Linked DNA regions of Homo sapiens: region 2 is linked to region 1. Evidence: chromatin contacts called from ENCODE Hi-C or POLR2A ChIA-PET data. All regions are on one chromosome and are shown on one strand. Each heading gives the region's core, a stretch centred on a gene start or an enhancer-like site at or near the end of the contact. The rest is flanking DNA. Distances are from core to core; before and after follow the strand shown.

The links. Hi-C counts contacts between places; a loop is a spot of excess contacts on that map. ChIA-PET counts read pairs that join two places held with the same protein, here RNA polymerase II (POLR2A). Pooled maps may share reads with other maps.
Region 2: a loop to region 1 is called in a map of Right ventricle myocardium inferior, with 2.4 times the contacts of the local background. The contact joins two enhancer-like sites. A Hi-C loop is called at or near these places in 6 of 168 maps with a recorded cell type or tissue (CD14-positive monocyte, CD4-positive, alpha-beta T cell, Right ventricle myocardium inferior and 3 more) and 3 of 50 pooled maps. POLR2A ChIA-PET finds 5 or more read pairs at or near these places in 2 of 52 experiments (activated B cell and naive thymus-derived CD4-positive, alpha-beta T cell).

Annotation. Positions count from the first base shown.
Region 1 is chr17:573,004-575,552 of GRCh38, reverse strand. The region is part of intron 13 of VPS53 (VPS53 subunit of GARP complex); the gene reads left to right. Among named protein-coding and RNA genes, the nearest start is that of VPS53-AS1, 52 kb to the right of the region's middle. RefSeq lists an enhancer at 2,440-2,549. Within about 2 kb of position 1,277, at least 4 of the 41 ENCODE cell types and tissues checked have a DNase peak (open chromatin) inside an H3K27ac peak, as active enhancers do.
Region 2 is chr17:627,377-629,925 of GRCh38, reverse strand. It overlaps VPS53 (VPS53 subunit of GARP complex), which reads left to right. Exons shown (of 22, transcript NM_001128159.3): 9 at 1,695-1,838. Among named protein-coding and RNA genes, the nearest start is that of VPS53, 86 kb to the left of the region's middle. Within about 2 kb of position 1,286, at least 6 of the 41 ENCODE cell types and tissues checked have a DNase peak (open chromatin) inside an H3K27ac peak, as active enhancers do.

The DNA of each region.
Region 1 (2,549 bases), core at 28-2,527:
AGATTCTCTGGGAACACATTAGGTTCTGAGGGACATTCTCTGGGAACGCATTGAGGTTCTGAGGGAAGTTCTCTGGGAACGCGTTAGGTTCTGAGGGAAGTTCTCTGGGAACGTATTAGGTTTTTAGGGAGGCTCTCTGGGGTTGCATTTACGCATTTAGGTCTGATTGCACTTCACCCCTCCCCTTGTTTTTAATGCTTCTATCATGGGTGAGCACATTCTTAGTTTCAAACATGTTTCTTAAACCGTAACAGTAAGACAATGTTTCAATTAGAAACTTCACATGGAACTGTATTATTCACTCACGTGATTTTATGGACTGCTTCTATGCTTTTCATGCCCGATTACAAAGTACTTCATATTAAAATCTCAGAAAATGAACTTGCCCAGTAGCTTCTCCATCATCAAATGGAAGTCTCCCCATCAGCCCACCACCAAAGGCAAGTTGCCTTGCCGTCATTTGCCTTGCAAAGACCCAGTAGTGCCCTTGCTCTTGCCCAGTGGGCACGTGCCCAGCAGGCACACCGAGGTACAGTGGGGACTTCTGCCTCTTTGTCCTTGAGAGCACCCTGTCTTCTACATTCACAGTTTGCCTCCAGGAAGTTACTAAGACACCCCTGAGGGGCAGGAAAAAGGATTGGTTATTTGCCTATTAGAGTCACAGGTCTTTGAGGAACCCCCCTGGATGACTCTTTTCAGCCAAAGCCCCATCTTCTCTTAACCCAAATTTTTCGTTTTAAAAGGCTTAAAAGTTACTGGGTCCAGGGTTTATTTTTATTTATTTATTTTTGAGACGGGGTCTCAGTGTCAGCTAAGATGGAGTACAGAGGCGTGATCAGGACTCACTGTAGCCTCAACCTCCTGGGTTTCAGCAGTCTTTCCTACTCAGCCTCTCAAGTAGCTGAGACTACAGGCACACACCACCACACCTGGCTAATTTTTGTATTTTTTGTAGAGACGCAGTTTTGCCATGTTGCCCAGGCTGGTCTCGAACTCCTGGGCTTAAGAGGTCAGCCCACCTCCACCTCCCAAAGTGCTGGGATTACAGGCATGAGCCACCGCGCCCAGCCAAGGCCCAGGGTTTAAAGCACATGTCTGAGGTAGCCACATCCTTTCCCAAAACCTACCTGGTTTAAAGGGTCATTTTTCTGAGTTATTGTAATTCTGGCATCCACTCTTTTCACATGGCCTTGATTTATACAAAGTATACTCATTGTTCATGATACTTTGGGCAAGGAGCCAGGCCTCCCTTCCTTGGGGACTCTCCATTTTCCTGTGAAAAATGAAGTGCTGGCCACTTACCCTGCTGTTTGGCCTCACTAGGAAGTTTCCGCAGCACTAAGGAAGGAGCAGATACTGCGCAGGCTGTGCTGCTGTTCCTGCAGAATAAACACTGTAACTCAAAGTAGAAAATAGAGTTCAAAGAACTCCATTTCCTTATCTGTCAAGAGAGATAGTCAGACAAAATAATGCCCAACGCACTCGTTATTAACCATTTTAAAGTCATAGATCCTTTTTAAGAACCCAATGGAAAGCATCGACGCTCTTGTCAAAAAAATCCATATCATGCACACACTATTTTGAGTGTAATTTCAAGGAGTTCTAGGAACTGCTTCTTCCCTTCAAAGAATCCTGAGGCTGGAGAAGGAACTCAGGTGGGGACTGGTTTTGTGCACATTACTACTTTTGCTGTAGCTCTAACTCAGAAAGCATGAGACCATTCATAACTTCCCAGATGACAGAGACGCAACACAGTGTGGTGGAAAGAGCGTGGGCCTGATCCCAGACATACCTAGATGTGAGGCTTCGCGCTTGCTAGGCTGGGACCTTGAGCATGCTCCTAGCTAGCCCCTCTACACTGTGAGGATCATAAGGCCGACCTCATGGACTTTGTGGCGAGGAGGAGAAGAGGTGGCATTTTCACCTTCAGCACACAGTAAATGGTGCTCAGGAACAGTGCCTGCCCTGCCATCCCTCTCATCTTTTTCAGGACTCCTATGTGGGTGGGTGGCCTTGTCAGTGTGGCCAGATTTCTCTTGAGCCTGGCATGGGGTCCACCTTCTCATCTCCCCAGCCTCCCACCTGCCAAGGGAAAGTTCCGGCAGCATCTGCCCCAGCCAAAAGCCAAGTAGCAGTAGGAGGACTGCAGAGCCAGTACTCAGGGAGGAGGCAGGAAGTGGGGATGGCCACTAGCAGGTTGGGCTAAGCCGTCCTTACATCCTTTAAATGGCTTTCTCAATTTTTATTTATGTTCAAAGAGGAGGTTAGTCTGTCTTCTACCCTTGGCATTTAGTGATTTCCTCTGGCTGACTCTTGCAAAAGAAATTTCTACATAGGCACTTTCTTTACCCCATTCTATGGCGTTCTCCATCAGGGAAGTTACTGGTGACTCCATATCTGCCCATTCTCCTGAGTTCCCTCTAATAACTTTTGTTAGACTAGAACTCATGCTTTTCTAGAGCCTAGCATCTGTCTGTAAACTAATTACCATTGTTGATTATTTTATTTTATTTTTATTTTTATTTTTATTGATCATTCTTGGGTGTTTC
Region 2 (2,549 bases), core at 37-2,536, 54 kb before region 1:
CCCAGATTCCACCGGGCAGATGAAATTAAAATGGTTCTCTTTAACAACATGCCTCCCTTTTCTCTGGCATAGTGACTTCGTGTGTGTGTGTGTGTGTGTGTGTGTGTGTGTGTGTGGTTTTTTTTTTGTTTTGTTTTTAGTTTTCTTTTCTTTTCTTTTTTTTGAGATGGAGTCTTGCTCCGTTGCCCAGGCTGGAGTGTCGTGGTGCGATCTCGGCTCACTGCAAGCTCCACCTTCCGAGTTCATGCCATTCTCTTGCCTCAGCCTCCTGAGTAGCTAGGACTACAGGCACCCGCCACCACGCCTGGCTAATTTTTTTGTATTTTTTTTTAGTAGAGATGGGGTTTCACCATGTTAGCCATGATGGATCTCGATCTCCTGACCTCATGATCTGCCTGCCTTGGCCTCCCAAAGTGCTGGGATTACAGGCGTGAGCCACCGCTCCCAGCCTAGTTTTCTTTTTAAAGACTATGGGCTTTTCTTAAAGGCCTTGTGTTACTATTTCCATTTCACAAGTGGGAATTAAGATTTTTAAAAATTTTTCCAAGGCACAACCTAGTAAACTCTTTGTAAATGAAAAAATCTGAACCCGTGAACCCATAGGTTTTGGCATCTATGACTTCTCTATCAGGTCACTTTCATCCTGAAGTGAGAATTGAGAAGTTAGGGTGTTCAGCAGATGACATAAAAACCACTCAGCATGGAGTAAGTCAACATTTTAAAAACTCAGGTCTCAGGCAGCTTATATAACACTTTAGAAGCGTGGAACTTCAGTTGAGATGGGTGGAATTGGAAAGAGTTGACAAAAAATAAAGATTTAGAAGAACCTTACTTATCACCTAAAGTCTATTATTTTTCATATGAGGTGAGCAAGTGCTCCAAAGCTACATGCATGGCTTTTTAGCCAAGCCAGGAGTAGATTCCAAGTGTTCTTTTTACTGTAGTCCACTTAGCCAGTCATGTTCACTCAGTGACGTACTGTAAAGAAAGTCTCAGCAAAACTTTGGTCATTGAATTGCTTTTGGTAACAAAGACCTTCCCGTCGTGATGCGTCAGTACAGCGCCTGGTATCTTTCCAGTGTTCGCTCAGGTCAGGAGGCCAGTATCACAGCATTTTCTCTTTGGCTGCCTTTCTAGGTAGTTCACTATTGTGAAACACATGTCGTGGCTTGGAACCTGGTTTTATGTGTTAAGGGAGACCACACTATTTGGCAAAAACATAGCACTTTAAGAACAGGAATCCCAGAGGTTGGAGTCAGGGAAGAGTGGCACATGTGGAGTGAGGCTGGTGGCATTCCAACTCTTAGGAGAGAGGCTGGTGGCATTCCCACTCTTAGGCCTCTTCAGCAGCATCTTGCGACATCAGAGACCAGTGGCATTCTGACTTTTAGATCTCTTTCAGTTTTGGTTTGCAGAAAGTCAAATTTCCCGTGATCATTACTGCCCATTTCCCAAAATATCTCATTGCAGATTCACAGGGTAGTTTTTCTGTCGCTTGCTGTAAAACGAGTGTAAGGATTCCATCCTCGAGGAGCAGCAGGTAACTGACAGATCCAGCCACAGCAGAAAGAATGAGTGTGAAGGAGCAGGAGTAAGACTGACAATGCGTAGAGATAACAAGTAGTGGCTGTGAGAAGCCATGAGGTTTAAAGGTTGTTTCTGGCTTTTCACCTGGTACATGTTTGTTTTACTAGAGACCAGGAGGACCCAGCAATGTTCTACGAGATGCATGTCTGGTTGCTAATATTCTAGATCCCAGGATCAAACAGGAAATCATCAAAAAGTTTATTAAACAGCATCTGTCAGAGTATCTGGTACTTTTTCAAGAAAACCAAGATGTGAGTATTGACCAAATAAGATCAGATGTAACATTTGAATTTTATTGAAACATGAGTGCTGTCAAGCCTACTAATTTAGACCTCGTATTACATGACTGTCTGACAGTGTTGGTTGTTGAGCTGTGAGTCCTAGGGGCTGAGTTTATAGTTCTTAACCATTTTGAGGTCACTGACCCTTTGGAGAAATTCAGAAACATGCACCTGTGCATAAAATTCTGCATATAGTTTCTGGAAATGTATAGACCCCTGAAGGCCAATCATGGACCCCAGGTTAAAAACCTCTGGATTTTGTGTGTGTGTGTGTGTGTGTGTGAGACGGAGTTTCGCTCTTGTTGCCCAGGCTGGAACGCAGTGGTGCGATCTCAGTTTACTGCAACCTTGCCTCCCGGGTTCAAGCAATTCTCCTGCCTCCCCCTCCCAAGTAGCTGGGATTACAGGCGCCTGTCACCACACCAGGCTAATTTTTGTATTTTTTAGTAGGGACGGGGTTTCTCCATGTTGGTCAGGCTGGTCTCGAACTGACCTCAGGTGATCTGCTGACCTCGGCCTCCCAAAGTGCTGGGATTATAGGCATGAGCCACTGCGCCCAGCCAAAAACCTCTGAATTTTTAAGTAAAAAATCAAGTTAAAAAGGTAGCCTAGATTCTTTAAAACCATGAGAAATACAGAGGTTGGTTCCCTTTTGCTTGGCTCTGTGTTTTTGCTTGTTTC